2 separate regions of the Mus musculus genome follow, and region 2 is linked to region 1. A link is a loop called in an ENCODE intact Hi-C map of the cell type or tissue named here. Cell type or tissue: left cerebral cortex. All regions are shown on one strand.

Region 1 (8,000 bases):
GATTCCTGGGGAAATTCCCATTTGTTTTGGATTCCATTTTTTCAATAGACAGATAGAATGAGAGATGCAAGTATCTCTTTAGACTGTCTTCATTCCTTCCAGGCTGACTACAGTTGTGGAAACAGACTTCATCGTAGTAGCCTCGGTAACAATGAGAATGGAACACAGCAGTTATACACAAGCTCTTAGATCTCTGGATGAGAACTCACTCACTTCTATTTTTAACAGTCAGAGTCGCAGGGCCATCCCAAAACCAATCTTGCCACAGTCCAAGGAAAGTTGTAGTAGAGCCAGCTTGACTATAACTGCTCCTTCAGGAAATAATAGTACCACAGACTGTAATACAGTGTATATAAAATATAAAGAACCATCCTGTCTGTCCATTTCTTTTAAACCTGTCTTTCTGAGTTAAGTGTAAAGATGTAGTTTATTGGACTTTTGATTTTTTTGGGTAGACAGCTACTCAAGTTATTTGTTCTCCAAATTTCATTTGTTCAATACTTGGCCCCCAGAGTAGCAGTGTTGGGTGGTGAAAGGAGTGGGGGCTGAAGGGGTAGATTAATCCACCAATGAGCCAGTGGGTTAACTGGCTGTGAGACCCTTGCCAGAATTACACCATGCTGACTGCCCAGATCAGTCTTCCAGCCATCAGAGCTATGAGAAAAGACATTAAAGGGCTGGTGAGATGTCTGTGTGGTTAAGAGCACTGGCTGCTCTTACAGAGGACCTGGGTTCAGTTCCCAGCATCCATATGGTAGCTCACAACCATCTTTAATTCTAGTTCTAAGAGATCTGACACCTTCTTCTGGGCTCCCCAGATACTAGGCACACGCACGCGCGCGCCCGCCCACACACACACACACACACACACACACACACACACACACACACACGGTACACAGGCTTCCATGCAGGTAAACATACAGACACATACAATTGAAATAAATAAAAGAGAGGATGGCTTCTGATGCATATGGGATGCCAGCATTCCATTATTCAAACAACTTTATCAACAGCAGAGTTGCTTGACATCTTATTCTTGCCTGATGCTAAGGAAGAACACTTCATTTTAAGTTTCAGATAAGCTTTCAATCAATCACAACCACCATCAAACAGTTAACGTGAGCCTTTAATCTCATTTTAAGTTTGAAGTAGCCATGGAGGAAGGAGGCAAGCAGAGGAAGTGAGGATGCTGTAGGTGGACTTCCACCCTGAACATGAGATGTGTGGGCTACAGAGAAGGTACAGAGTTTAAGAGCACTGGCTGCTTTCCCTGAAGACTTGGGCATTTTCTTTCAAACGATGCTCTTCCAGAGGACCTGAGTTCAGTTTCCAGTGCCCACCGGACAACTGCTTTTAACTTCAGTTCCAAGAGACCCCATGCCCTCTTCTGGCCTCCAAGGATACCTGAGCGCATGCACAGACACACAGACACACAGACGTGAAAAAGATGAGATGCAACACCTTACCCTGACCGTTTACCAAGGATAAGCACCCCATGGGATAGCAGTCAACTTCAAAGAAACCTTCACTAAATGCCCGGGTACAGAGGACATTGCAAACATCATCACTTGTCAGAATATAGCCTAATGGGCCACATGAAGTCCAAGACCCATCCTCAGAAAGAAACAGGCTCTTTATAAACTAACTTTATCATACAGTGAATAGGCAGCAGTGGTGCAGAATCCACTACTCTGTGTGTGTGTTAGAATTGCCAGAGAGAGAGAGAGAGAGAGAGAGAGAGAGAGAGAGAGAAGGAAAAAAGAAAAAAAAAAGAAAGAAAAAAGAACATTTGATTTGGATGGGTAAGGATATGAAGGATTTTGCTGGGTGGGTTAAGTGGTGCAAGGGTGGAGTTACTCAAGCAAAGGAAACATAAAAGCGAGGCACAGAAGCATGAAGAGGCAAGGGAGCCCTCATGGAAAATCACTGTATGTGGGGTGGGGGGTGGGGGTGGGGAGTGGGATTCAGGCGTCGGGGAAGGGTGGGGTTCTCTCTGCATAATGATTCTTCACATATTTCTTGACAAGGACTTGTGATTTTTTTTTTTTTTTTTTTTTTTTTTTTGCTTAGTTCAGGTGAAGCATTCAGACTACGAATCTATTAAAATAGCAGGTATTTCAAAGACCTCACCAACCTTGGGCAAAATGAATTCACAATGCAGTTGACTTGAAATGATAAGGTGATGTTACAATTAAATTGCTTTGATGAAATAAGACTCTTTATTGTTCTGTATGGCTGCTCTAGCGAAAGTATTTGGTAAAGTTATAACTGCATGAGGAGAAGGTGAAGGCTCAGAGGGAAGAGGCATTTGTTTCCAGGACTGGAAACTGTTAGGTTTCAAACCCTAGACAAATGGCAGAGGGGCCTACTTAACATATCAAAGGAGAGGCTTCCAGGTTCTCCCAGATAAGGGGCCATCCTGGCTGGCTGGTGTGCTCCATCCCCTGCCCTGAATTCTCCAGCCCATTGGGCTGGGCTGCCCTTCCTCCAGCTTCCCTTCGCTATATAATCTAACCATTTTGGTTACCTAGTCTCTTTTTGTACCTTTGGGCCTCCTGGCTGCTGGTTCCCCTCTCTCTCCTCTCTCTCTTCCCTTCCCCCCTCTCCTCGAATGGCTCAGGGTTATGTCTACTTTGGACCCTCCCAGATGTTCCCACCTTCTTCCATGTCAACAATGAACCATCTCCTCCACCATGCCTCACTGGAATCAGGCACATTCCTTTCCCTTTTTATTCTTTCAGAACCCACATGAGATGAACAGGGAGGAGGAGAGTTCGGACTCCTGCAAGCTACCCTCTGCCCTTCACATGCTACACTCTGTGGCACGAAGGCCCCAAAACCCATAGGCACACAAATAAAAGCCAAAATAAATATAGAGCCGGCAGAAGTTGACCACTAGGTAGTGATCTGCCAAAGGCAAACACGAATTTGATTCCGGTCACTCTTCTTCCCTTTGCCTTTAACACAAATGCAATGACTTATCCTTAATTGAAATACCAACAAAGAATGTTATTTCTGCGATTGCCTAATTCCACACCAAGGTCCAATGCATTTGAATGTGAGATTTCAACAGTTCTGCTGCATGTCCACTAGAGGCCTGTGAAGAGCTTCCCCCCCAACCCCGAGTCTCATAACCAAACCGGCCTAAACAGAAACAAATGAGAAATCTTGAGTCAATACTGATAAGAGTCAGATCAAATTTACATGTCTCCTCATGGTCAAGGTCATACACAGGAATAAAACAAACAAGATTCAGTACTCTTTCCAAACTGCATAGTACTTAGTTATAAACATTACAAAACAAGGGAAGAAAAAAAAAAGGCAGTGTTAAAAGCTAAGTTTCGAAAGGTTCAGCCACAATTCCAGAAGGCTGGCAGGCTCTGGCAAACTTTGCCTAAGCAGACGCTGGAATAGAAATTGCTTGCCTAATGAGCTTCCCGGTCCTCCAGTGCATTTTGAATTCAAAAGACATACAAGAGACAGGGCCCTGGGCCTGCGGGAAAGTAAACAGAATAGCAATCTAAGACAGATGGTCTGGAAAGGGACTTCTTAAATAGCGACAACAGGGCAGTAAACAGAGGTCAGTGAGCTACAGCCCAGGAGTGCCAAGAAGACATGGACTGAATGGTCCCTGAGGTGAAGGACAATCAATTGCAGGAGGGGACTGAGTGACCTAGACGAGGTGCTTACCATGTCTGCCAGGCGAGCACAGCTTGCTGGGCTGTGCATATGGGGGAAATTACTAGAAGAAATGAGGTGTCCTGTGACAGTCTGCAGGCAGCCTTGCTACCAGCTCCCCAAATAGGGCCTTCTCAGTGCCTCCTCGGACAAACAAGACAAAAACATCCTAAGCACCCCGTGCACAGGAGTCTCTTTGCAGAAGTGGCCTGCTTTCCACTAGGCTCAGTTAATTAGCAGGAGAGTCGGACAGAGTGGAAAGAAAGAGCCTTTTGTTTGGAGAACCTGTGAAAATATCCCCTCAGAAGCCTGTAACTTTCCCTACAGATTACCCTGGCCCTGAGGACAAGCCCCGGTGCCAGAAGGCACTGCTGTCCCCTCCACACAGCCCACATTCAAAAGGCAGTTAGTTCTCTTTGTTGTCCCCAGGGAGTCAAGCCTTAATGGGTTTACAATGTGGCAGGCTCTTTTGGAGAGTGTCTGCTGCCAGAATCAGGGCAGAGAGAACCCCAGTGAGTGCCTCAGATGTTGAGGTGACCCTGCCTGCACTCTAAGGGAAGCAGCACTCACCCCAGGCCTTGAGAACCCCTGCAAGAGCACCCTGAGAGGTCATGGGATCTGAAAGTGAATCTGCCATTATTGCGAGCAGATGGCCGAAGACCTGGAGACTTCACTCTTCAGACAGGACTGTGAGCATCAGTGTCCCCAGATCAATCCCAGGTGAGAAGAGTCACTGCTGTTGTGACATCACCCTGTGTTTCCAGTTAATCTTGCTGTCAAAGAGTGACCCCTCTTTCTCAAACCTCTCAATGTAGGCAGAGAATAGCCTGGGCACGTTCTTCTCACCTTGACTGAAAGGAGACCTGGATGTGGCCCATCTAGGGAAGCTGCTTGAAAGACTCTATGGCAATCCCCACCAGCCTAAGCTCTGCCTCCAGAATCACTCTTTTCACCTTCTCTTATTTCAGAAAAATCTTCATTTTTAAACCAAGACACTCAGATAGTCCGTGCTTTTGGGAGTAGAGATTTCATAATCTTTTTAAAGCTATAGTCACGTTCTCCCACCCCTACTTTACAACATCCTTCTGGTCAAGGGTTGCTCCTTGATGCACAGTATTCCCTCTTGCTGAAATCTCAGCCTATTTCCTGTTACTCTCATGTTGATTCATCTGTATTCTCTCCTGTCAAGAATGGTTTATTTGTCCATTAGGATACCCAAGGTCAGCCTCTGCTCATCTGCTCCCAGACCGTACCCTTATGTACAGTTGTTGATGTGCCAGCTGCATACCGTGGCGCTTTGTCTCTGCTTATATTACAGCTGTGTGATGCTAGAATCTGGCAAAGAGTTCCAGAACCACAAAAGGAAAAGACAGGCAAACTCTCAGTGCTGCGGGCACTTAAGGAAGAGGAAAAAACACGAAAACAAACAAAAACAAAGAACCAAACCCCAAACCCCATGTATTTCCTACTGGGGAGACTGCAACACTGACTTAGAAAGATACGAGGAGGTTAAGCCATACCGAGGATGAGCTGCAGGGTTAAAGGAAAGACTTTCTTCCCAAGAAACCCCTTGAGTGGTCATCCTATCCCCAGAACCATCAAAGACAGGAACAATAATGGGAAGCCATTGGTAGCACACTACTCAAGAACAGGGGAGACAAGGCCCAGTGGTGCCACAGTACCAGTGGCTGAGAGGACATCACAGCCTAAGGAGTTCTACAGTCTCATAGGACACCCCCTGGCTGGCTTCACTGCCAGTGCCAATGTTTGGATATTGGAAGGCTGGCTGTTGTAAAGACCGGAGGAAGGAGGACAGACATGGGGAGAGTGCCTGCTGGCTTTAAATAACTCACCATAAGCAACTTCCACCATTCTCCCCTCATCCCATCCATCCATTCTGTCAGGCACTGTACTCTGTGTTGGACCACAGAAAGGAAAGTGATTCATTCCTTAGAACAGCCCTGACTGCATGACCACCTGGGACTCATGGCTTTTTCTGACTCCTAGCTCTGTGGAGTTTTTCTGTTTTGTTTTTGTTTTTTGTTTGTTTCTTGAGATTTCTGAATTTTTAGAAAAGATTTATTTATTTGTTTTATGTATACGAGTACACTGTAGCTGTACAGATGGTTGTGAGCCATTATGTGGTTGCTGAGAATTGAACTCAGGATCTCTGCTCATTCCAGTGCCTCTCGCTCCACCCCACTCCCTCAGGCCCAAAGATTTATTGTTATGTGTTAAGAATACTGTAGCTGTCTTCAGACACACCAGAAGAGGGCATCAGATCTTATTACAGATGGTTGTGAGCCATCACGTGGTTGTTGGGATTTGAACTGAGGGCCTTTGAAAGAGCATTAAGTAGTCTTAACTGAGGAGCCATCTCACCAGCCCCCGGAATTTCTGAATTTTATCTGAAACAATCCCCCAGCTCCGGGTTATCTCAGCATATCTCACTCCCCACCAGATGTCTTCCAAGAAAGGCCCTCACGGAGGATGAACATTTAACAGAAAAAAAAAAAAAAAGATTAACAACGATCATACTAAGTCATTATAATAAGATTATACGGCATCTGTGCTTGCTTCTGAATTTTCCCTTTGTTATTTTTGGACTGCAGTTAGCCAATTGAACCTAAGCAATTGAAACCAAGGAAAGGAGGCCTCTGCTCCATCACACAGATCACAGGCTAGTGTATTCAATCAACTATACATACTCCATGGCAGGCTGGATAGAAGCACTTGGTTAATAAAATTGATTGATTGATTGATTGATTGATTGCTCCTGCCACCATACACTAGAAACAACAATGTAGGTGGAACATTACTCAGTGCACAGGGTCGGGGCATTGCAAATAATCTGAGCTCATTCTCGGGTTTATATGTTTATATGCACCCGTGGCTTCCAAGTACAGGTACTCAGAGACAAAAAAGGGGCGAGCCTGGTTCATCTGAAGTGCTGTTTCAAGCAGCAGTTTCTGAACACCTGCTCCCTGCCATGAACACCACATGGTCACACTGCTCCTGTCATGTGCTGACTTTCCGGTCCCCATTGTCCTTCATGTGTTCTGAATTTATTCTTCTGAGAGAATGCTCTTGAGGACCCAGAAACTGGGGACCCTGGGAACTCAGCTATCCTTCAATGTCTACCAGCCTTCCTCCTGGTAGCCCAGCCTCATCAAAACTCCCCACACTGTCTTCTCTCTCCATGGGGATTTTCCAAAAGCTTTAGTAACTCACCAGCCTTCTCACATCCATGACTGGCTGGCCATGGATTTAACATTGGCAAAATAATTACTTGATATCTACCGACCTTATGTGAGTTTTGTTAAAATTAGCTATGAAGTTAGAATTTTTCAATTAGAAAAAAAAAATGAGAGCCAGGTTTCATAAAAACCATTTTCCTTAAAGATAGGTAAAATATTCTCTTTGCATAAACCAAGTTACCTAATAGGACATACCAGCTTCCTAGGTATAATGTGAGAGCAATAATTTGTCAGCCCATGGCTAGGCTCCATCAGGTCTGAAGAAGAGCATGTTTCATACCCACACTGACATGGGAGCCTTCTGTATGATAGCTTTTCACGGTGGTCATGTTCTCTGACCCTTCCTATCCACTTCCTCTACTACAGAAATGAACACACCATTTATTTCAAGACTGGTAAACTTGTATTTCTTGTTTGCTTGCTTTGGTTGAGACAGGGTCTTTCTGTGTAACTCCAGCTGCCCTGGAACTCATAGAAATCCATCTGCCTCTGCCTCCGGAGTGCTGGGATCAAAGGTGCGTGCTACCACACCTGGCTAACCTGTAAGAATTGATTTACATTTTTTTTTTTTTTTACTTTTACTTTTCTACAGTCTAAACATTTTAGCAATTGCTGCAAGAATCACAGGGAGGAAGAAAGCTGAGCAAACGTCTTCCTTAGGTCTCAAAGAGAATCTCAAAGCAGATCGATTTAAACAGAAATGGGGAAACTTGAAGGCTGAAGAGATGGCTCAGTGGTTAAGAACACTGGCTACTCTTCCAGAGGACCTGAGATCAATTCCCAGCACCCACATGGCAGCACACTACAGTTTTAGGGGACCCAACACCCTCACACAGACATACACGTAAGTAAAATACCAATATACGTGAAATTCAATACTTTTTTTTTAAATTTAAAATGATGACATTTAAACCCTCCATTCCCTAAATGGGCACCAGGGCACTTGGGGCACGGTGGAAAACCCACAGGGTGCCATGGGATATTTTAAACTTTGAGAGTTTTACAGTCACACCAGGATGCTGTCAGATACTGACAAACTGAATCCAAAGTAGTTTGCACTTC
Region 2 (8,000 bases), 47 kb after region 1:
TTGGAGCAGAGCCTAGATCCCCGACTTTTTCCTTTTGTTGATATATGTTACTGAAATCTGGGCTATCTCAGGATGGGTTTTGAGAATTTCAAATAAAAAGAAAAAAGATAGTCTCCCCCCCAAAAAAACCCCAATCATATTTATAGGTCTGCTTTGATTTGGCTTTTTCAAAAAGTGTGTGGATGTTATGTGAGACCATGATGTTCTGATATCCTAAGAGAGCAGCAATGGAAGTCCAGTTCTTCTACAGCATGAAGATTATAACAGCTACATTTCAAAGAGGCAATATGGCACAGAAACGCAATGGAATACTACCCAGCATTCAAATGGAAACAAGTTGAGTGAAAATACCGTAATTCAGATGGACCTAAAGGACGTTGGCTTAAATGAAATCATTCGGTCACAATAGACAGATACTGTGTGGTCCTCTGTATGCAAGGTGTGTAGCTAGAGTCTCGGTTCCAGTAAGACATAAAGGCCGTGGAGGTAGACTAGAGCAGTGGCTGGAAACACTGTAATAATGACCATTCAATACAGTTTAAATGGCTGCTTATGGTTGGTTTAAGATGTATATATTTCACTATAATAAAATTTAGAAAAAAAAATCCAGTTCTATTTTGCATTGGCATCACTCTGCCCTCACACCCAGATCCTCTTTTCTCTCTCTGCAGTTCCTCCTGGTGAGCGGAATAAGTAGTGAGGTCCTACTGAGAGCCATTATTGTTCCCTTTCTATGTCTCCCACAACAATTTCCTAATTGATTCCAGTAAGAACAGGTTGGTAAGGGTAGGGGTTGGAGCAGTGTGACTTCTGGGAGGTTCTCACTCTGCTCTGTGGCTCTCTGTTTTAAACCTCTCTCTTTTTAGATGGAATTAACTACAGAGCAGCCGTGCAAGAGGCTAGAGAAACAACGTGTGCGCAAGTTTTGGGTTATGCGACGAGACGAGCAAGCTCAGATTCGTCTCTGGTTTGGGTACCAGTTCGGATCTGAAGCATCATCAAAGGTTCCATTATTCCCTTCCTTGTTTTCCCTCCTCATGAGTGTATCTGCCTTTGAATCATGGCCATGCCATTCAATGATTAGCTCACTGGAATGAGGTCATCAGAGAGCAACTGACTTTCATCTGTAATCTTCCTACCAGCCAGGAGAAGCCACAGCCACGGTGTTGCAAATTATCTTTATACAATGTGCAAACGTTTCTCTGAGAGATCTAAAGGAGAGTGCTGGAAGTTTACTGCTGGGGCTGCATTTTAAGACACTGATTTACAAATATCGAGCTTACATTAACTTTATATGCACTTTTCTTTAGTTGGATAATGAAAGATTATTAGTAACTTAACTAGGTGTTCTGTACGACTGGGTACTAACCATCCAAACATACCAAAGCTCACAGTACACTGCTCCCACTATAGAAATAAAACCTGACTGGAAATCAGAGGAGGAGGAGCCAACTGGGACTCTAATGGGGTGCTTGCTCTCCGTACTTACATGTCTTTGGTATATTATAGAACCCCAAGCCTACTAGAGGGCCAGCGTTTTATCTAGCATTCATTATAAAAGCCCAAACACAGTACAGTTCGGTGAAGAGCACAAGTTTCAGGATTTGTGTTCAAATGCCAGTCCTCCTATAGGGATCTGCCTCTGTTTTCTCATCTTTACAATGGATCTAAAGCGGCACCTAACTATAAGCACTTTTTCTGAGAGAAAAATAAATTAGCATTCATAATTCTCACAGCCTGATATGTTGCAAATTTTAGCATCCTGGGCTGTGAGACCACACCAACCTATCAATATAGTATATCCAATAAAATCACTTTGTACCTGCTCACTAAACATTGTGCGATATTCACCCATCATGAGTTCTGGATCACTAGAGGTAGGATTCTTTCCTGTTTCCTACCTGTAGCTTTTAATGTTTAGGAATTCATTGGCTCCAATCATTCCATTACCCCATTAAAAACAAAACAAACAACCAAAAAAAACAAAAACAAAAACAAACAAACAAACAAAAAAAAAAACCAAGGAACCTCCTCACATTTTCTAAGTATGAAAAAAATAAAACACAGAAATACGGTGTCCATATATAAGAATGACCCACTTTCACCAAGAATGGTAATTCACCCAAAACAACCATTATCCCAAAGGAACATGTCAATGACTAACAATACATATAAAGAAGATTGGAAACTTCCAGTGTCCATAGGATTATATACCTAATGCCCAATACACTCCCATTGTAAGTAGTTTCTCAATAGAAGATGGAGCTGGTTCTTATTCTCAACTGAATGTATTTTTAAATCGAGCCACAGGGAATACTTTTGTTTCCATTCAAGTGAGACTTGCACACAGAGTTCATGGAGTGACTTAATATCCTTCCTGCAATCATACTGGTATGCCGCGCCAGTATCCTTCACACATAGCCAGTTCCTGAACCTTCGCAAACAAATGCCCATTTCCAAGGAAACAATCTCATTAAATGTCGCTGCTAGAATGTGTATTGTTCCTTTTGGAGACATTACAGTGAGATCTTTTAAGATTACAGACTTTAACTTCCCCTCTAAAATTCAATATAATCTCAAATTCATTTATCTAACTGGGAACGGTATTTTCATAATAGCTCTTGAAAATTCCTGGTAGGGCCAATGTAATAGTTTAGTTAGGTTTGTAGTTAAGAGCTAGGTGACTATTTACTGACTGTGGATGGATGTGTCTGTCTCTTAAATGGGTATCTTCAAATTTGTACCACACAGGGCATGTCATAAGCTTTAAGCCTTAAAAAAAAAATCCATGAGTTTTATTAATGTTTGAGGTACAAGAGTTTTTAATGTTTTCCCTTGAGAATAGAAAAGGATCACTTAGCAGCCTGTAATCAGTACTGTCAACCTGCCTTAGGAAACCAGTGCTCCTAAGTGTGTGTAGTCATAGGCTCTGTTTTGAGGTGAAGAGTCACATTTATCCTTTAGCAAGAAAACGGTGTCAACAAATCAGTGGTGACTATGCACACAAGCACACTGACAGGAAGAGACTGTAATTCAAGTTGTCAGTCCAATGGCCTTAAGCTTAGATTCTTACTGTTTTCCTTCAATGAAGATGTACTATAAACGCTGGGCCATTAGTCGCCAGCTCTCTCACTAATTAAACAAACAAGTGTCCACTTTTAAATATGACCACAGTATGAGTTTACCTGCAGAAAAGCTCCCCAAGACACACACTGAGTAAACCTTTCTCATTTGCTCTGTTGACACACAGAGGATTAGGAATTCATGATTCACGTTCTACTGGGGATATTTTCGTTAGTTATGAGGCGCTCGGTGCTGTGACAGACTGCTTAGAACCGAAGTCTAAAGTTATCTGAAAGAGTTCCACGCAGCGTGGCATAAGAATCCGTGCGGTGTACAGCGCAAACAATAACTTTGTAAGCAGCACAAGACAGAGCCAACAGAAATAAGCGGCACCTTGGCAGTGCCCGCAACTCACCTTGCTGGATTTTAGTCACTAGGTGATGGCGTGCTAGGATCCGGCTCATCCTGTAGGGAGAGCGTCTGGCAGTCTGATCAAATCGCAAGTACATCTCCTGGCTCTCAGGTGTCAAGGGGTTTAGATAGTAGCAGCCTGCAGCCGGCGTCCTGGGCACCTGGCTGAACATCTCGGGAGAGTTTCCACTGCCACCTCAGCTGCCGGTGGCTCTTCGCAGCTGTCTCCAGCCTCAGTCAATGGAGCCCCAGGAGAGAGCCACAGACCCAGCGATTTTTAAAAAAGAAAAAGGAGTGCCAAAAGCCACAAGTCAGAATTCCAACCCTTCGGGGCTCTCATGTGACCTCGTGAGCCAATCATAGGACAAGGAGAAAGTATTGGGCGTGTCCCGGCCGAACGCGACCGCGAGGCTGTACCAGCAGCTGAGGAGTTCCTTCAAGCTGCGCTTAAAGCTGATAGAGAATTGGAAGCGCCTGGGGCTGACTAAGCCCCCCAACCCCAGAGCTGAAAGAGGAGAGGGACACAGAAGACAGGAGAGGTCGAACAAGCCCTGGCATAGGAACCTTTTGAGGTCATGAAAGTTAGAGAAAGAGTTTTTGGCTTTCCTAAAGCCAGCAGCAACTAGGTTTAATTTGAAAAAAAAAAAAAAAAAAGAAAGAAAAAAAGAAAAAAGAAAAGAAAAGAAAGAAAAAGATAGCTGTGCTACCTGCAGCTGTGTATTTGAAACACACCATTTCAAGTTAAGTATGGGCCGCTGGGTATAAAATACTAGCCTCATTACAACGGAATTAATTAGATAAAACGTTTCCAAAGAAAAACAAACTTTTGGATCATATTTTGACACTAAAGGTCAATAAAGACCCTGTGGACCAACATGGGATGGGGACATCAAAGGCTTTTACAGAAAAGACCCAAAGAGACAACCTGAACTCCCTGCCACGCTCCTTTAATTTGTCTACTTCCCCCAGTTTTTAAACACCACTAAACAACTGCAAAGCGCTAGTCATATTGAAGCCGCTGCCAGGAATCACTACACAGGATGCAGGTGGCCTTGCAAAGACCCAGTATAAGCTGCTGATCCATGGGAATATAGTGGAAACTTCTAGTAAGTGCTTATAAAGGCTTATAGTAAGTAGTCAGATGTGAAACGGTCTCAATTTAAGAAGAAAACAAGAGAGAAGTCTACCACAGGGCTAGCGGAACATTATTTCTGAGAGAAATAACCAGAGAGACTGGTTTTAAAAAACAGAACCAAAATACCCAAACCAAACAACAACAGAAACAAGAGTCTGGGAGTCCTGACAGGAGAAGCTGGGGAGAGCTCTTTCTGCAGGAGAGTTCTGTGTCCACATGCATACAGGGGAGAGCCAGAGTGTGCCGGGAAAGAAACTGCTAGTCAGTTTAACCATAGCTGAGGAACCATATGAGAGCAGTCAGAATTTCTCCTCTCCAGTTTTTTCCTCTTTAGAAGTGTTTGATGCAAACAACAACAACAACAACCACCACAAAAGGTAGAAGAAACTTTACTGAATTCTAAGCCTGGAGCTGAATGAATAGAGTTCACACACACACACACACACACACACACACACACACACACACAGAGGTTGGTCTTACTTTTGACTGACTTAAAATGAAACGACCTAGCTTATAACTAGACACTTTCAGCAGAAAGTTTAATTGGGAGGCAGAGAGAGGGTTCAGTGGCTAAGAACGCTGGCTACACTCCCACAGTACTTGGTTGGGTTCCCAGCACCCAAACAGCAGTTCATAAGTGCCTATGGTTCTAGTTCCAGGGACCAGACAACCTTCTCTGGTGTCTGTGGGTGGTACACACACATGCATTCAGGCACATAGGCATACACATAAAACAAAGAAATTCTTAAAAAAGTTTAACACGACTCCAGTTAAGATCTTGCTTCTCATTGCTTCACTCTGCTCATCAACAATTAGTGCCTTTCCCTGTGGAAATCTTTGCTGGCCTGATTTTTATAATTTTCTCTCGTCGTCACAGTGAACGAGCCTCATTTGATGACTATAAAAAAAGAGGCAAGATAGTTTTCAGGCATAAAGAGAGACAATGTTACAGGATCGGATCATGGGCTTTGTGTTCTTATTGGGATCTGAAGAGTTTGTTCTCCCATAGATTTGTAGAAGGTACGAGGCATGTATGTAAGGCTTGATAGGTCAAAAGCCTCTGACTGAACAGTGGAAAGGTTAAACTTTGTAACACAGTATCAGATGCCATTAGCCAAGCTGACAGAACCAGCATTGGCTACATTGGCACTGAGACCCTACTTTGGGCATGTAGGAAAAAGCTTGACAGCTCAACACCGATTGGGGGTGGTGGTGGTGGTGATTAAGTCAGATGTGAGAAGTTATCATCTTCTCACTATGGGGGAATGGAAGATGGGTGGAGGAAGAAAAGGAAAACGAGAAACTGTGTTTCAAGACCCTAAGTAAGGCAGGAAATAGTGTGTAGTCACTTTATAGCTATGAGTAACCCTTAAAGGCTGGACATCACAGCTGCCAAGATTGTAATTCATTGCTCTCTTGGCTACATTTTTAAAATAAATGGAATGATTCTCAGAAGCTCTATAGTAACTGGAAAAAAAAATGCGACAATATTGCCCCTTGTCTCCTTGTTTGTAGAATGAGGAATGTGTTTTGAAAAAGCCTAGAATATCTTACTCTGAAAGCATCAAGATTGTAACTATGTATTATTTAACATTAACAGGAAAACACAAAGTTGCATAGACAGGCAATAAAGAACAAAAATGGAATTGGGGGAGGGGTTAAATCCTTGACTAATATAATCTAGAACAAAACCTGGCCTCTCAAAAGTCAGCTTTGTTTGTTTGTTTGCTTTGTTTTGTTTTTAAAAAAAAGAGCATCCAAGGATAAGAGCGGAGTCTCCTCCATGCCATATGCAACACCCTAAGGTCTTATGTTAGAGCCCAGGCAGTATCTGCCACCAATCAACTTCCTGCCATGTGTTTTTGCCGTCTTATATTTCTAGAGCAGCTTATTTAAGGTAGATGGGTGATACCATTGAGAATTGGTTTTACGGTAAGATATTGCCATTGCTGTGAAACTTTTGTGCACGAGTTGCTTTGATCACACAGTCCCCATGGGAAAATTCCAACAGAGGTGGACGGTTGTGTTCTGTTTAAAGCTGCTGCTGACCTCTCTGGGCTTGTCTGCCACCCTGTGTATCTTGGAGAGACCTGCCACTCTGCTCTGGTGAGCAAGTGAGTGAAGAATCAAGGACAAGGACTAAGGGAGGCAAGGGACCAAGAGTGTTGGGCACCTACATGCTAGGCCTCTGCCACTTACTGTTCCTGCTTATCAATTCGTGAAGTACCATAGTTTATGACAAAGGATATAGAGACCCATAGGGGTGAAGTAACGGCCCAGGTCATAAGCAGGGAAGTCACTGTGTGTCTCCAAGCTTGACTGATCCATCCGGCCTCTTAGGAGTGATGGCTGAACGCTAGACTCAGCTCAAAGGGAAGCAGCAGGTGCTCACACAGCCTGGTCTCTGTGACCATACTGATGCGGCTGTTTCCACTGAATTGAAATATTCCCTCACAGAGGGAACTAAGGGTGCTTCTAAGACTTCAGAAGTAAACTGAATTTATGAGGCCCGGAAAATTCAGAAGCATACAGATTCTTAAAGCCCACCAAGGTTATCTCAGCAGCAATAATGGAGGGGGAAACACACCCTCCCACTGGGATGGGCAGAGCTGCCTGAAGGTCCTGCAGAGAGCTGTACAGATGTAGCATGGCGAGTCTCCCAAGCTGGGTTGGGCTTCTCAATGATGAGGCTGTGTGCTCCTTTAAGTAACCTCTTACCCAAGGACCTATGAGGACCCTTTAAACTCACCTCTTCACCCAACCAGAGCGGGGTGGAATGATTTCTTCTAGTGGGTCACCACTCCATTGTCCACTGCTCTCTGCTTATTTCAAAGGTGATGGCAGTTGTCTGGCCTTTGCTGTGGTATTCATTCTTGAGGCAAACACTCCAGATGCAGTCAAAACTTTGAAATTTGATCTCTAAACAAAACCCCAGGATATTTAAAATGTCTGTGTCTTTTGATAGATGATCCCAGATTAACTCTCAATGGAATCCTGCACACGAGTAGCCAAAAGCTAGGAGTGATTTGATAGAAGCCAGGGAGTGCTTCCATCTCCTCCTTCACACACATTCCAGCCTCCTCAGCAGGCTTTCTATGTGGAGGGAGCCAAGGTACTGCTGCCAAGCTGGGGAATATTTGAGATACAAGTGGCGGCAAACAACCGCAAACTGATTTAAAAGGCTGCTTTGGAAATCATGTCATAGGTTCCAGGTGCATGTCAGAGTCCTCCTATGGGGTCAGCATTATTGTGATGTGTGTGCCCACCTCTATACCAATGACCTTCCTAGTCTAAAGGCATCACAAGCTTAATGGCAAGTGCAGTCAGGACAGTGATGCCAACATTCACAGCTATGGGTACAGCCAGTGGTGACAGGCATCATATTGGA

Evidence for each region. Hi-C counts contacts between places; a loop is a spot of excess contacts. Peaks named below come from ENCODE experiments on the same cell type or tissue, not always from the same donor. Only the 100,000 strongest peaks of a DNase experiment are listed, where the experiment ranks them.
Region 2: it touches region 1 in a loop (4-fold over the local background); 9 of 42 quality-filtered maps call a loop at or near these places.

The regions. Positions count from the first base shown.
Region 1 is chr5:151,139,345-151,147,344 of GRCm38, forward strand. The region is part of intron 1 of Stard13 (StAR-related lipid transfer (START) domain containing 13); the gene reads right to left. Among named protein-coding and RNA genes, the nearest start is that of Stard13, 47 kb to the right of the region's middle. In left cerebral cortex, a CTCF peak has its summit at 3,088; DNase peaks (open chromatin) are centred at 1,230, 3,090, 3,439 and 4,007; H3K27ac peaks cover 1,933 bases.
Region 2 is chr5:151,186,448-151,194,447 of GRCm38, forward strand. It overlaps Stard13 (StAR-related lipid transfer (START) domain containing 13), which reads right to left and starts at 3,746. Exons shown (of 14, transcript NM_146258.2): 1 at 3,479-3,746. The coding sequence starts at 3,647. In left cerebral cortex, no CTCF peak of the experiment used is centred here; DNase peaks (open chromatin) are centred at 3,389 and 3,756; H3K4me3 peaks cover 2,134 bases; H3K27ac peaks cover 1,872 bases.